2 separate regions of the Mus musculus genome follow, and region 2 is linked to region 1. A link is a loop called in an ENCODE intact Hi-C map of the cell type or tissue named here. Cell type or tissue: left cerebral cortex. All regions are shown on one strand. Links, peaks and the distances in the headings refer to the core of each region. The heading gives the core; the rest is flanking DNA. Region 1 holds the start of 4930562F07Rik (RIKEN cDNA 4930562F07 gene). Region 2 overlaps Tnr (tenascin R).

What was found. Hi-C counts contacts between places; a loop is a spot of excess contacts. Peaks named below come from ENCODE experiments on the same cell type or tissue, not always from the same donor. Only the 100,000 strongest peaks of a DNase experiment are listed, where the experiment ranks them.
Region 2: a loop joins it to region 1, with 2.5 times the contacts of the local background. A loop is called at or near these places in 4 of 42 quality-filtered maps.

The regions. Positions count from the first base shown.
Region 1 is chr1:160,076,100-160,084,430 of GRCm38, reverse strand. 4930523C07Rik (RIKEN cDNA 4930523C07 gene) reads right to left here. Exons shown (of 3, transcript NM_001162896.1): 3 at 5,844-8,331. It overlaps 4930562F07Rik (RIKEN cDNA 4930562F07 gene), which reads left to right and starts at 6,446. Exons shown (of 3, transcript NR_038031.1): 1 at 6,446-6,502; 2 at 6,941-7,048. In left cerebral cortex, for the core only: a CTCF peak has its summit at 3,178 (motif pointing right); DNase peaks (open chromatin) are centred at 1,564 and 3,190.
Region 2 is chr1:159,676,696-159,685,026 of GRCm38, reverse strand. The region is part of intron 1 of Tnr (tenascin R); the gene reads right to left. Among named protein-coding and RNA genes, the nearest start is that of Gm31348, 100 kb to the left of the region's middle. In left cerebral cortex, for the core only: no CTCF peak of the experiment used is centred there; DNase peaks (open chromatin) are centred at 3,610 and 6,634.

The sequences.
Region 1 (8,331 bases), core at 164-8,163:
TAGTCTTTGTTCTGGAGGAGGCTTTGATGGCACCAGATGGCACCATGCCCATCTTAGGTTCATTAACCCCAGGGTTTGGCCACTGAACTGACCTGTGTGGGAGACTGAAGCTGTTTTAGCATCTTTTTGCTTATAGGTCCTTTGTTGCCATGGAGAAATTTCAGCTGACCTTCAAATAGTTTACTCTGAGCAGAAAAGGAAATCTGGGAAGTTCATTTCAGAGTGTTTATAGAGTGGGCAACATCCCAGCCCCCACCCTTCCTGCATGCTGCCCCTTGCTCTAGCATGGTCCATCCAGCAGTTTATTCCAAGCTTAAAGGAGGCCATCCCATGCTTCAGGATGGCCCAATGTGAAAGGGGACGTGAGAAGTGAGGATACACTAGAAGCCAGGAGCAGAGCATCTGTCCTACAAACAGCGGTAAAGTTTCCAAAGTGTTATCTATTCTGTGCATACACAGGGCAGAGAGGAGCAACCAAGCTACTGGCCCTGGTCAACTCTTAGAACTTCTGGAAGATAGAAAACAAGTCAGGACGGTGGTGGTTTAAGGAAAAAGTGAGTCACTAAGAGAGAGAGAGAGAGAGACAGAGAGAGAGACAGAGAGAGAGAGACAGAGAGAGAGTGTGTGTGTGTGCATCTAATCCCACCACAAAGGCTTTAGGGGGCTGTAGTGATGGCATCAGATCTAGAAATGCAGGGCCGTGGGTGTGGGGGAAAGGGAGTTCCGGTGCTCTGGGCAGGCAGATGCGGGTGGACTGCTTTTCACATGGCCCTGGGTGGGCATCTGGCTGTGTTAAGCCACTGACCCCAAATGGCGGGTGGTGGACAAGGGGCAGCCCCAGGTACCAGGTTCTCAGCCTCTGGTATCCCACGCTGGATATGGTGGAGGAGCTGAGAACAGAATAGGGGCCCCAGCAGCACTTGGCCCTGGAGATGAGGGGAGGAATGGGCAGGGGGAGGGGCGCTGGATGGTTCCCACAAGGGTGAGAGTCCTTGGTCAGGTCTGTGGCTGGAGCACAGGATGGCCTTCTGGCGGGATGTTAGACTCGGCCCATCCCATCCTTCAAGCACGGCAGGCCTTGATAATTAGAGACATATGGTTTTAGAGCTTTATTGTAGAAAGGCAGGGAGAAAGGAGGGAAGGTAGAAAGAGAGAGAGACCAGCCATGGCCATGTGAAGAGAGGGGGGAAGGGAAAGAGAGAAAGAGAACTAGAGAGTAAGAAAGATGAGGGCTTAAGAGAGTGAGGAGGGGGCCAAGCAGCCCCTCTTATAGTGGGCTGGGCTATCAGGCTGTTGCCAGGTAACTGTGGGGAGGAGCGTACCTAGGCTATAGTCAGGTAACTGTGGGGTGGAGTCTAGTCAGAATGCCAGAAGCTTGGGACATTGTTGGTGTGACTTAGTCACAGAATTATGGACAGACACCTGATTCTGTGAATGTGGCTCGCCTTTCTGTCCCTTGTAGATTTCTCTATTGGGTCACTGGAGCAAGCCCCATTCAACCAAAATAGGCTGCCCATCACAGTCCCACATAGAAAGACAGACTGAGTCATGAGGGAAGCAGCCAGACATCTGAGAGAGCCAGGCTGCACATGGACAGTATGGGGGAGGCAGTGTGGCTTCTCAGTGGTTGAGGAGCCCAGGGAGCCAGTGGGAAGGACAGGCAGGGGGTCATTGCTGCAATGGCTGTCAGGTCACATTGCCATTCAGAGCCAGCATGAGCTTTGATGTGTGTCCTTCTGCTCATTGCCCCTTCACAGGTCCCATTCCAGTGGGTCTCTAGTGAGTTCTACGCACCTGAGCTTTTCAAAGTTCCCCAGGGGCCTCTAACATCAACTCAGGGGTGAGAGTCATTGTTCCCACATAAGCCTTTGAATGGCGGAGAGCTCTCAGAGGCTTCGAAACCTTGAAGTGACACGGGAGGCTTGTATTTTGGAAATATTAGTTTGGTGACAGGTTGAGGAGGGCCACAGAGTGGGGATTTTGAAAACTACTTAGAAAATTGTGTGTGTATGCATGCGTGTGCATGTGTGTTCACATGTATGGACAAGTGTGTATATAGGACATTACCCTGGGTCTCCTTTTGCTACTTTCTACTTCATTTCCTGAGACAGGCTCTTATTCTGAACCCAGAACTCGCCGATGTGGGCAGTCTAGCCAGCCAGTTTGTTCTGTCTCCAGAGTATAAGGATTTACTTCAGGTGGGGCTGCCATGCCCAACCATCAAGTCCTCACACCTGAGTAGCAATCACTTCTTCCACGGAGCTATCTCCCGGCCCTTGTGTTATCTTTGGTTGACACAAATCTGTGGGGTAAAGCATGCCATTCCAATATGCACGTATATGTGAAGTGGTCAGCGCAGGTGACAGGCATCTCTATCACTGCTGACATATATCATACCTTGGTGTGGAGAACATGCATAGACCTCTCTACCGGTTGCTTTGGAATACACAGTTAGTCCTTGTCAGCCATAGTTACTCCACTGTGATTCAGAAAGTCAGAAGTCATTCCTTCTGTCTGTGCCCCTTGCCCATCCACAAGGGGTGTGGTCTAGGGGGAAGTGGGGAGGCTCGCAGACCAGCTCACAGCTGCTGTAATAGTTCTCCAAGTAGTACTGAGTCCCTTGGTCTGTGTCAGAAGGGGATCTATAGAATCAGCAGGAGTGAGGGAGGACTGGCTTCAGAGGCCAGCCTGTGACCACAGAGCTTGAAGATGTTTATGTGTCACGGCTGCTACCTCTGGAAATGGCTTGGCATTTGTGTTTGTTGAGTTTGAGTGTTCCGTTTTATAACTTACAATTATTGGGGATTCAAGGGCTACTGAAGCTGGAATATACTGCAGGAGAGAGTGAGGAAGGGGGAGAAAGAGAGAAACAGAAGAAAATAAAGAGAGAGAGGCAGAGACAGACAAACACACACACACAATTTAGGTGTGGGTTGTGCAAAGAGAGAGCATGCAGACAAGGAGGCATGCAAAGAACTAGAAGAAAACGTGGTGAAAAGCTGCTGGTGAAACTTAGTTATTAGAAAAGGTCCTCCCATTTAAAAAAAAAACCAAAAAACTTACATGTCTTCACTACCTTAGGTCTTCCACCAGGGTCAAGGAGAGGATCAACAGAGATGATGGGAACCAATCAATCAGGTTGGCGCCTGCAGTCTGGGGCAAGCAGGCTGCTATATCCACTCTTGCCAGTAGATGGCAGTGTTGTCTTATCAGGTGCCTTTCAAATCAAGAGAGACTCTCCCACAAAGGGAGGTTCTGGAAGGGTCCCCACTTCTCTGTTCCTTCCTGGGTAACTCTGTCTTAAGAGTTACCCAGTGGGGCCAAGTCAGCATCCAACCTGCACTTAGTGGTTTCTCCGGCAGTGTTTCTACCTGGATTAACACAACAGGTAAGCAGGCACCCCCTGGAAGGGGTTGCCTAGCTCATTCTTGGTTGTGTCTAGCCTGCAACCTCTCTATCACAGTGTGCTAGGCTGGTCAGTGTGTAGAAAGTTCCAGGGATATTTCAAAACTCTTCCTAAAATGCCCCTGTGAGTGAATTGTTTCTGAGGACACTTTAAGTTCCAGTTCCAGTGTTATATAAATAAGGTTACCAGGTTAGCTCATAAAACCCTGCTCATTTATAGAAGACAAACTTCTATATAATTATATATAAAGACAGCAAAGAATAGTTCTGAAGCCTGTAAACTTTAGCTCTTATTATATTTGGCTTGCCAGCTTTTTTAACGTTTTAAAAAGATTTATTTTAGAATTACTTATTTGATTTTATGTGCCCAAGTGTTTTCTGTCTTTGTATATGTATATACACAGGCACATGCTTGGTGCCCATGAGGCTAGAAAAGAATGTTGGCTCCCCTGGAACTGGAATTACAGATGGTTGTTAGCTGCTATGAGGGCCTGAGAACCAAACCTGAGACCTCTGCACCAACAGCATTCGAAACTTTTGCATGCTTTTTTTCCTCACTAGGAGATATGAAGAGCCTGTTGTAAGGCTGGTTTTCTGTGAATTGTCAAGAGGACTATGACAGATCATGGGTGGAAGAGAGAGAAAGGCTGGTGAAAGACAAGGAGGTTGCTGGAGTGTGGGTAATTCCACGCCTTCCTCCATACATTTCTTTTTTGATTTCTAGAACACAAACCATGGTTTTCCTTCATTAATGACACTTAACTTGAGCACTTAAGCCAGGCTCAGTGCTAAGTGGTTTTTCTTTTTTTTTTTATGTATTTCTCCATTTAATTTCTGAAGATAAGTTTTAATATGGAGGTAACATCACAGGCATAAATTACATGTGAGAACTGGTGTGGGTCCCAGGATCTGGACAGCCCTAGTCCTCAGCCCCAGCCCTCGGTGCTCAGGGACTCTCGTCTATTCTGCCAATAGCATCCTTTCTCCGCTCACCCAGTGCAACTCTTTGCCAGCCTGACTTGATGCTAGTCTTGGTGGATGTGTCCCTCTGGGAAAGTGACAAACACGTTATATGGTTGTGGTTTGTTCCTTTAGGCCAGTTGTGACCCTTCAGGACAAATACTGTAGTATGGGCTCAGTGGACTTGGCACCTCGAAAGAGCTAAAATCCTTTGATATGCATGCCCTGCCATTACTGAATAAATCGTGATGCTTGGCCCCATGGGAATCTGAAAACAATTCAATAAGTTGAACCTATGACCGATACAGTAAGTTGTCCGAAGGGAGTTTTGTTGCTGCTGCTGTTCAAGCTTGTGTGCCTGTGACTTTGAATTCAAGAATAATCTTAAGGGCAAAGGGCAAGCAGGCAGCAGAGTACTCCAGTCAGTTGAGAATGCTAATGGATGGTTGCATTGCGCAACTCTGTCCTAACGCTCCGAGTGTGGGTGAGCCTGAGCAGGCAGAGCTGATGGAGCTGGAAGGGTGGTGAGCCAATGAGATGCCTGGGAGTTGCACTATCGCCTCTGGGCGGCCCCTCCTCTGCATCAGAAACTTTCGCAATATTCTAGAGACTTGAATAGCAGGTTGAATGAAAATACTCTGTCCCCTGGTTGTCATAGCTTTGTAGTGATAGGAGAAAAGCTGAAGGATCAGCCGAAACTGCGAAACAGCCTGCCTTGGGCAAGACAGGAAGTGTGCAGCTGCGCCGTGGGTCTTCCTTCTCAAGCTTCCGTTAAACAGCGCAGCTGTTCACTAACACTGAATTACTCTTTCCACAAGATGCTAGCCTCTGCCATTCAGGGTGGTGTTCCTAGCCATAGGGTGGCTATTGAGTGCTTGAAATATGGCTGGCATAATTGAGCTCTGGACTTTTAATCTAATTTAATTTTAATGAACAGAGCCACATGTGGCTAATAGTACCAGATTGGGCAGTGCCAGTCGGGAACATTTCACCATCTTGTTTCTGTTGGCCCGCACTCTAGGTAAGCATTGTTGGGAAAGGAATCAAGAGCATCCAAGTCATTTCATTTTCTAACTAGGGCAAAGTTGTGGTTGACTTAGAAAAAGGATAAATGTGCTTATATAAATACATGCACATAGACACAGGTATCTGTGTCCCTTGGTCCTTTGTTTCTTAGCACCAGATTAACCCAAAGGTTATTTCTTCCTTTTCCTATGAAAGACATGGACTTCAGTGGAGAAATGTTTTCTAAGTGTCGCCAGGGAACATCAGTATGTTTTCTGCAGCCGTTGTTGCTCAGTTCAGCTTCCAAAGTCGCCTGCTTTGCGTAGAAGGGAGAGATGCCACATTTCTGGTCCTCAGACCTGAGATTCTAGGAGGCCAGGGACCAGGCAGGAAGAGCCTCTGCTTCTGTCAATTCTGTGTGAGAATAATATCTCAGCGGTAAGCCAGTGACTCAATCCAACGTGCGAGGAGGATTTCATTTTCAAAACATTTATTTAAATAAACTTTTATATGTATTTGAATTTTACAGAAAACAAAACACTGACAAATACTGTACAGCTTCGATCATTCATATGAGCGATTCATTTCTTGAAAAAGTGACTGGCTTTTCTTTACATCTTCCTGTTCTTTTTCCTCTTCCCAAGAAATCAAAAAAAGTCTATTGGACACTGGATAAAGACCCCTCTGACTGTTTCTGAGTGTGACTAAGGCAGGCCAGAAGTCCAGTGTGGGTGGGGACAACCCCAATGCCCAAGTCCATGCCAGTTGAGAAGGTCTCTTCTTTATGCATCTTCTTTTCAAATTTTCGAAAAAGATTTATTTTATGTGTATGAGTGGTTTGCCTGCATGTATACATGTGTACCACATGCATGTCTGGTACTTGGGTCTTCTACAGAAGCAACAAGTGCTCTTAACTGCTGAGCCATTCCTCCAGCCCCCTGGGGCCTCTTAGGTTCTTCATGAACTTACTGTCCCCAGATGGATCAGGTAGGCACAAGTCCCAAGCACCTTACCCTAGGACTGTATCCGTGGCAACTCTGGAATAGACCAAGGGAAACAGTGTCTGTAGAGTCATAAAGGAATGAATTGGCATGATGCAAGGAGAAGCAGTAATATGAGAAGAATTGTCAGGGTGAGGCAGGGCGACAGGGCACCAAGCAATACTTTGGGCTTCTGCTCTCTGGTGTCTATGGGAGGGCCTATCACTTCATGGGCCCTGTATCATCCTAAGTGCTCTATCAAGGCTGTCGGAGAGTCTGCGACAGGAAGAGGTGATCCAGTCACGGTTGGGATTCCAGGATATAGAAGCAACTGGGAACTGCCTTTCTGGATGGTTTATGTCAGGAACTGGCTCAAGTCTATTTGGTTAGAAAGCAGTAGGTACACTTGTGTCCAGAGTCAGGGGCTTTGTTATGGCAATCAGGGACAACTGACTGCTGTCTTAATTCAAACTGGCAGCCAGTTGTCACGGAAACCGTGTAATTTGTATGGTCCCTGATTCCGGCGATCCATCCTTGCAGACTGTTATCTGACATCCCATTTCTGCTGTGTCTTCACCTCTACCCCCAAGTCTTCTGTCTTAGGGCAACTGAGAGAAGTGGGAAGAGCATCTGGTGGGTACCAATTGGCAGAGAAGGGGAGAAGACTGGTCATTCTGTGACATGCGGAGGACAGCCAGGTAATCCACAACCAGCTCCCTATGTGACAAGGGGGCAGAGAATCAGGAAGTGTTGCTTTGGTCAAAGAGGCCTGAGGGTGGAAGGCTTGAGTGCCTAGTGGCATTGAGGTGATGTAGGATGAGCGGGTGAAATGTGACTGTCTGCTAGAAGGCCCAGGTAGCCACCATTAGGTAGCTACCCTCCAAGGGCCTGGAGCACATCGGGAGTAGACATGAGTACCAGGTGGCCCAGCTGAGCAAGTAGAGTACAACTTTACATTCATACAGTCTCATCAATTTTGGGAATTTTTTTCTTGCTGCTGTAATGTCATAATTTGGCTATGTCATTAATTAGACAGTGATTTTTCTACTGTCTATAATGGTCTCCATGGGGACAATATTTATAGAGCTCCCCAGTAGATGTGCAAATGAGCCGTTGGAGTATAATCGCTTCCAAGCTGGGAATTCTCTGCCTTTGTAACATGGCCACAATACAATCAAAATGCCAAGCAATTTGTTTTCTTTGACTGGGGAGGAAAGGCTCTCTTCCACTCAGAAAGTGGCATGGCTTCAGGTACCACAGGGCACATATGTCAATCAACCCTGGTCTCAATGCCTTGCCTCACCTTCTGTAGCAGTTAATGGCGTGTCTTAAAAGAGTAGGTCACTCAGGTTGAATTGTGAGGTATTACAAGTTATCCTTAGCATCATTGCATATCCATCCACAGTTATGAGTACCTACTGTGTACAAGACATTTGCCTGAGCATCAACATAAATAGCAACAGATACCTTTATAGTTTTATCTTTCATTTAAACTATGGCTTCTACCTCCCACTGGCAATACATTATGCACTGCTACCAACACAGGATTGCTTCTGGTATGTGTTGTGTTGTGTATGCGTGTGCATGTGCAAGTGTATGTGTGCATGTGTGATGGTTATGAGACTGGACTTGGGATGATCTTACTTGGTTTCTTTCTGGAAGCCCTTGGTCACACGGATTATAGCTAGCTCATGCGAGGCATCTCTCCTTACGCTTTCTATCTCTATATTACATCTCGTGGGTACACACCTGCAATCCAGTGAAGTGAATATGTGGGTTTCCATAGCTTTCTCATAGTCACTGCCAAGAGCTGTTCATCACTGCTTAGAAAAGGGCACCTTGCTGAGTAGTTATGGGGTAATGTCCCCGAGAGGTCTTGGGCCACATTAGACATCTGTTAGAGGTAATGAGGACCTTGTCGTGAATTGCAAGCAAAGAGCTTTGAGTGTATCTGGAGCCATACTTTAAACTTTCAGGTATA
Region 2 (8,331 bases), core at 101-8,100, 400 kb after region 1:
CATTTTAAGTACACAGCTTCTCCATAAACATGTTGGTTGCGTGTAGAAGTGTATCAGTCAAGAGAGGTGGACCAGGGGTAAAAGATGAACAAAACTCAAAGGGAGGAGTATCAAAGGCTGGGTGGCAAGGCAAGACTGGAGGCTTTGGAGTGAGCTGAGTCTGAATGAGTTTATTGCTATATAGAATGTTCTTGGTGGGAGATAGACTGAGCCACAAAGCAAGGTGAAGAGTGCCCAATGTCCTTAGTGGGGAAGTCCACATAAATAGTGACCATCTCTGAAGCATCAGGAAGGCTGTGTAGGCAGGGCTTCTATGCCAAGAAGAGCCTGTAGACCCTGGCCATTTACAGAGAAGGTAGCAGAGTGGATGGGTGGGGCAAAGCAGGTGAGTTAGGCATGCCTGCTGCAAGAGGCTGCTATGGAAGCTCACTGGGGGAACTCTGTCTTCAGTGGCAGCCGTTTCTCCCCTCGTTCCCTGCAGAAGGTAATAACCTGTCACCAGAGCAAATAAAGTCTGATTTACATGAAATTTAATGCTAAGCATTTTCCTTTATTCCCTTGCGCCTCGGTGGCAGGCTGGCAGTACCAGCACAGCCGGGCCTGCTGTGTGCAGTGGTTGGATTTCACTGGATAGAAGTTTAACAAGAAATTACTTCCGTGTGGCGGGCTCTATTAGTCTGGGTAGGGAGCCTCTGTCAGCTCAGCAATATGCAACCTGTTTCATTTGAAAGAGGTACAAAGTCAGATGGTGAGGGTTTGGAAAGCTGGGAGGAGAGGGGAACGTATAGGGAGAAATGCTCTCAGTTTCAGGGTTCTGGTCCTTGCCACTCAGCTTCACGGTGACTGTTGGCTGGGCCTCAGAAAGCCGCATCTGCATCCTTATGGTTACTTCTGTCATTGCATCACACACAACTGAACGTGTTCTTGGAGGACCAACCATGGCTGTGCCAAACACAGTGGCTACAAAGACACAACGGAGGCAGAATGTATACTTCCCAAAATCAGCTCCTCACACAAAACAACTTCCCTCCTCCTCTTTCTCCTCCTCCTCTTCCTCCTCTTCCTCCTCTATCAACATTCCCAGTGCATCACCCCAAGCTAGGGAATATTTCATGAACATCCTTGTACCTTGTTAAAGTCCATTGATTTAAAATGTCTGCATTTCTCTTCGGTATTTTAACAGACCCAGCATAAATGCCACCATCTTCAGCAAGCCTTCTTCATCTCTCATACCAGGATAAGACCCCTCCCCCACCCCGTCCGTGCTCCCAGTCAGTGCTGGGATGTGTTCCTAACTCTTCACTGCCTTGTTCTATGTAAGTGACTGGGCTTTCTGCCTCTGTACTACACAAACCCCTTTAAGGCTTAGCATAAAACTGTAGTGATTAGGGAAGAAAGCAAGCCGCCCCCTGGGGGGTTTCAATTTATTCCTGTATACTATATGTATTATGATTAGGGGGCTCTGTTGCCATAATCTGTTAGGGAAGAAAGTCCATGCTCAGAGTTAAACATGTATTCCATACGGCAGGTGGGCCATGGGGGAGGGGCATGCACACTGGCCAACTCTTCCTGATAGGGGAAAACTCAGAAGGCTGCCTTCAGAGAACTCACTAGCTTCCCCCATATAGTGCTAGCTTTCCTTTCTTTATTGATTTTCTCTGTCCTTCTGATCCCTGTTTAGCTCACCAAGCTTGCTTGCTCGATTAATTAATTGATTGATTGTTGATTGACTTCTAATTGGCCTGATCCACTCGCTTCCATCTCATCCCATTTCCTTTCTGGAATCTCTTTGCTATCTAACACATTGAAAGGGAGTCTTGCCTTAGTTTCTTGCCCTAGTGTTGAGATGAAATACCCCAACAAAAGCAACACAGGGGAGAAAGGGCTTAGTCAGGCTCACAGGTAAGTGATACAGTCGTCATGGTCAGTGGTAGCCAAGGCTCCAGGAGCTTGAAGAAGCTGGTCATATCAAATGTGCAATCAGGAACACAGAGCAGCAAATGCACGCTGCTTGTTTTCTCTATTTTCTGAAGGCCTGCATCCCTTGTCAGTAAATACTCCTGACCATAATAGAAATGGATATTTCCACATCACTTAACACAAATAAGATAATCCACCCACATACACACCTGTATGTCCAATGGCCCATCTCCCAGGTAAGTCTAAATTCTGTCAAGTTAGCATTTAATACGAATCATCACTGGGGGCTGATCAATGATCTCTCCATGGTTTATTCTGGGCCATGGAATCTTGGGGTGCCATCCTTTGGCATGTACTAGGTGTCTTTTATCGCCATATGAAAGCTTGGTCAGCATGGCTGTGTGGAATGGCAACTGCCACGGAACTGGGGATGGGAGCTTGGGACAGCAGGGCTGGCACAGAGGCTGGTAGCCATGATTCAGGCCTTTCCCCTGCAGAGAGCCACACTGCCTCTATGACACATTCATGATAGGATCTCACGGTTTCAGAATCTGCGGCACTGACATTCCACACATCAGCTTTTCTTGCCCCATGCTTGATTATCAGCTGCAGCAGAGCTGCACCAGGAGGAAAACCTGCTGCCCCAGATGCTGTATTCCCAAGCCTATTAGGGATGAGTTTTACATTTTTTTCTGCAGGCAAAGATTATCAATGCCATTGCTCATGCAGATAACTAGGAGTGGGCTGTCAATATTGCACTTATTAACTGTGTGACCCTCAGCCAGTCACTTCACCTCCCTGAGCCTCTACCCCTCCTCGGTAACATGGGAGGAAATTGCCTAGAAATGTTGCAGCACACAGGAAATGAAGACCCAGCTCCGGGTCTTGTGTGAACAGGATACCCAAGGCATAGCAGCTCCTGCTATTCGTAGTAAATGGACTCAGATCTCCTGTCTATAGCAGCGGGTGTCTAGCTGAGCATGTCTTGCCCAAGGGAGTTGAACAGGGGTCACTGGTCAAATGCAGGAAATAGGAGGTAAGCATAAAGCAGGAAGGCTCCAAGTAGATCCAAGTACAAGCTAAGGACAGAGATGGAGAGGGAGGGCAGTTTAGCTGTATGGATAACTAGATAATTGCAAGATGAAAGGGCTGATAGAGAAGGTAAACAAGATTGATAAAGGAGATTTAAAAGGAAAGGGAAGTCAGCCACTGCAAGGAATATAAATAGATCACAGTAGCAACAGGATAGATGCTGTGGATGGAAAGGGCCCATAAAACAGAATAGACAGAAAATATAAACAGTGCAAATAGTGCAATGGAAAGAAGGTGAAAATGACAGGAGCAGAAAGATAAGCACATTACCCAGATAGATGCTCTGACCAGCAGGGAGGAAGGAGATGACTGCATCACAGCTGGACCACCAATGAGTGAGAGGGAGGCTCCAGGATTAGCCATGCCTCCTACTGCCTCTGGCTCTGGATGCTAAAGGGCACCAGGACATGGCTTAGTGAGGAGACCCCAAAGCCAAGCTAGAATGAGAACACATGGAAACCTGGTCTGAACTTTGCCACTTTTTTTCTGCACTTGTTACAGAGAGGCACCTGAATGAGAGCCAGTCAGGAGATGCCAGCCCCCGTGGCTGGCAGAGAGGGTGAACGGCTTCTGCAGTCTTTGATGCTGGAGCCAGGGCTAGGGTGGTCAACAGCCTTAGTGGAGTTGTGTTCTTTCTGGGCAGAAAATTCTCTCCTCTCCTGCCAAGAACTGAAGCTATCACCCCAGTCCCTTGCCCACAGTAGTGCTACCAAGTGTCAAGAAGTGCCTCTCATATGGGAGTGTTTGGAGAGAGGACAGGGGGGAGAAATGTAGTTATATCAGAATCTCGAAAATTAAATAATGTGCCTCTCCACCACCACTCAGTGTTTCATCCAGATAACTGTCTCAAGTGAGGAATATAACTATCATTCATGACAACTCGTTATAAACATTTGTTTAATCTGGGCCAAAAAATAAAGGGAGTAATCTTGTTTCCTGTTTTACCTCCCTCCCCTCCCCTCCCCTCCCCTCCCCTCCCCTCCCCCTCTGTATCCCTCCTTCCCTCCCTCTCTACCTCCCTCCTTCTTACCTTCTTGCAATTAAGATTCAATAATTGTGTAGCTAACATACAATACAAGGCATTTTATAAGGACTAGGGAGTGCTATAGGCAGTGGGGATGAGGAAGAGTCAAGGGAAGGGGGTAAAGTCTGCAGGGAGCTGGTGAGTGGGTGAGTTCCTTGGGTGGATAGGGAATGCAGTCTAGGCAAAAGAGAAGGCTTGGCCAAGAACACAATGCATTTAGGTAACTACAAGTTTCAAAAGTCCAGCAATGGGCAGACGGTGCAGGGAATTTGTATGGATAATGAGTGGTCAAAGTTGGGAGCTTGGACTTTGCTTGCCTCCGTGGTAACCCACAGAGAGTTCTGAGAAGCAGGATAAAGTTAGAATTCTGAATGATGGTTTGTAAAATGACCAGGAGGATGCAAGGCTGGAGACTGAGAGGCCAGGGTGGATTTCTAGAGCCATGAATCTAGAGAGGAGAAAAGTGTACCACTCCCAAATCCCTTATTTTCTACTGTCTTTCCTCTTTGGGAAATAACTCTGATTCTTATCTCTGGTAGGTTCTGCCTTTTATCCTTCCATTCATTTTCTTTCCCCCTCTTACTTCTCCTTCCAGGGTCAGCTACTGTTTTTTTTTCCTTTATTTTTAAATTGGGTTTTATTTCATTTACATTTCCAATGCTATCCCAAAAGTCCCCCACACGCTCCCCCACCCACTCCCCCACCCACCCACTCCTACTTCTTGGCCCTGTCGTTCCCCTGTACTGGGGCATATAAAGTTTGCACGACTAATGGGCCACTTTTTCCAGTGATTCATATGCAGCTAGAGACACAAGCTCCAGGGGGTTACTGGTTAGTTCATATTGTTGTTCCACCTATAGGCTTGCAGATCCCTTTAGCTTCTTGGGTACTTTCTCTAGCTCCTCCATTGGGAGCCCTGTGATCCATCCTATAGCTGACTGTGAGCATCCACTTCTGTCTTTGCTAGGCCCCGGCATAGCCTCACAAGAGACAGCTATATCTGGGTCCTTTCAGCAAAATCTTGCTAGTGTATGCAATGGTGTCAGCGTTTGGAAGCTGGTTATGGGATGGATCCCCAGATATGGCAGTCTCTAGATGGTCCATCCTTTCATCACAGCTCCAAACTTTGTCTCTGTAACTCCTTCCACTACTGTTTTTAAGGATGTTATTGGTCCCCATAGCAACCTAGACACACCAGAGAACCTTTTGCAAGATGCTAAAGCCCGAATGGCATAAAAGAGAGAATACAAAGTCAAAGAAGAGAACTCCACCCTCCAGACATTCTCTCATAGAGTGGACCCAGAACCCTCTCACACCGAGAAACTGATTTGGACAGGCAGATACTATGGGGGGAGAAAAAATGGAGAGGTGGTTCTGGTAGCTGATGCAAAATGCAGTTTGACATTCGTTTCTGAGGTGTGGTGAATTATTTTGACAAATTCAGTCTTGCCATGTCAGTCATATGTTTTGTGCTTTTCCAACCTAACCCCTCTGAGAAGATCGAAGGGTCAGACGAACAGGACCATGTTTGCTGTCTGCCCCATAGCACGTGACATGGTGGGATACACTGGGTAAGGGCTCAGAAAAGCCATAAATGAATATCATTAATGAATGAAGCTAGACAGTACACCTGGGGGTGTCTACTTGCATATGCAATGTGATTAACTTTTTACAGGAAACCCAGGGAAAGCTGTCATTCAAAGTAATGCCTTGGCTGATTCTCCCACTGCTCAATATATCCTTTGAACTTCTCCTGGAATTATCTTTAAAGCTAGTTAATGAGCCACACAAGAATAGCAGTCTTACCACATTATAATCGTGGCAGGCACATGGAGTCTGCTCTCTTCCTTCTGCAACTCTCAAACTAAGGAAGCTTGTGGGACTCTTTACCCACTTTCAAAGAATCTTCTTTGCAGGTTTCATTTTGTAGGCTCAAAATGTCCATAACATTTTACCTACTCTTATTTTCAATCAGAGAGGGAGAGGAGAGGGGGGTGGATTTTGTATTTGGGGGTCAAAACAAGGAGAGCTCATATTTTCCCGATCCCCCATCATCTTATAGCATGTGGATTTATTTAAATTCATAGTGCTGTCTTTCCATAGTGAGGATGGGGAGAGTCTGGGTAGTTTTATAAGAAGAACAAAGGGTTTCACATCCTCGGGAAGTCTTCTTTGAAAACAAACAGTGATCTGAAAGGTGCCCGGTTCTGAGTGATGGTAAGTCCTTCCAGGTTTCCAAATGGGAACCCTGCCAGGCCAGCCATCAAATCTGAAAGCTCAGAGGAGCAAGCATGACAGCTGCCTTTTAAAAACTCATAGAAACTCCCGCATGGTGTGAGGCAGGACCAAGCATAGCATAGGTCTTCAGTGCGACAGTGACATCCCCTAGCATACAGTCAGGGAGCCTGGTCCTCGATTTCTGTATGGCCAGGGTCTCCCTTCAGGGCAAGGGATGTCCGAGTGTGTGCTGTGGCTGCATGAGAAGAAGCCTCTTGAGTAAGCCCCAGAAGCTCAGACCCATCCAAACAGGAAGCTGATCCTCCCTTGGCATCTCGATGAAGTCTCTTGGCAGAGAAGCAGGTCCTAGCTCGTCAGAAATTCTATCTTTGGCAGCCATGAGCAGATGGATTGGGGTTTCCTGGGGTCAAGCATTTGCACTTGTCCAGCTCCTCCTCCAAAACAGATATTTATAGTTGAAAAACAATCTGTCGATTGGGAAGTGTAAGGAATCCTCTCCTCCAGGAGGGGGTAAAAAGAGAACCCGTGGTGGGTGTTCCGATGCTTACACAGAACAAGGCCTTCAGTTGTCTCCATGACAGAAGCTTTGACACCTTTAGGGCAAAGTTCCTTACTTCACTTGGGTTGTCATTTTGTAGATTGAAAAATGTAAATGATCGGATAAGATGATGTGATGTATCCTATCCATCCATCTACATCTATTCTCATGCTTGGATCAGAATTAGAGATCTGTTCATGTCCTAGACCATAGTAATACCAGACAACCCTACAGGGCAGGACTTATCCAAAGGGCTCATCAGCCAATTAAATTCACAAACTCTGGGAGGTATCAAAAGGACCCTCTTTCTTGCTTCAAAAGCAAAATTAGAACAATATTCTGAATATTATGTCATGGGTTTCCCTTTATATGCAGTTCCTTTTCACCCTACTTTTGATGTGGTGTCAGACACCTCTGAGGTTAGCTGAATGATGCTCTCTGCCCTCCTGTGATAAAGAAAAAAGGCCGCCACCAGTTGCTGGTGTCTTACTCTAGGCCATCTTAAACTTCAAAGTGAAAGCAGTTTCTACTCCCTGACCAGCCTCAAGTTTTCTGTTATAGGAGAAGAAACAACACAAGTCAGCAGGACAGGTGTGGATAGGCTGAGGGCCTGGGACAAAACCTCCTCTTCCTCCCAATCCCCAAGTTCCTTGGGGCTTGATTAGATTCCAAGGAATGACCATCCAGAGACTGCCCCACTTGGGGATCTGTCCCATATACAACCATCAAACCCAGACACTCTTGTGGATGCCAACAAGAGCTTGCTGACAAGAGCCTGATATAGCTGTCTCCTGAGAGGCTCTGCCAGTGCCTGACTAATACAGAAGTGGATACTCACAGTCATCCATTGGATGGAGCACAGGGTCCCCAATCAAGGAGCTAGAGAAAGGACCTAAGGAGCTGAAGGGGTTTGCAGCCCCATAGGAGGAACAACAATATGAACTAACCAGTACCCCCAGAGCTCCCAGGGACTAAACCACCAAGCAAAGAAAACACATGCTGGGACTCATGGCTCTAGCTGCATATGTAGCAGAGGATGTCCTAGTCGGTCATCAATGGGAGGAGAGGCCCTTGATCCTGTGAAGGTTCTATGCCCCAGTATAGGGGAATTCCAGGGCCAGGAAGCAGGAGTGGGTGGGTTGGTGAGCGGTGGGGGGGGGGGGGGGGTTGGAGGGGAAACCAGGAAAGCAGATAACATTTGAAATGTAAATAAAGAAAATATCTACTTTTAAAAAGTTCAAAAGCAAACAAACATAAAACAAAGCTAAAAGAAAAGTGCCTATACAAGTAGAACTCCACACTCCTAAGTCTGCGGCTCAGGAGCTGGCTGCCAAGCCTGACAGCCTGAGCTCTGTCTGTGGGGTCCAAACAATGCAGGACAAGAACTGACAGCACTCGACATGTCTCAAGAAAAGGAGGGATTTCTCCAAGTGACAGCCGTGGAACCTGAATGCACAGAGGTTTAGATTCCTTGCCTGACAAGCAAATGACAATACAGATCTTGAATCGATATTGGTGC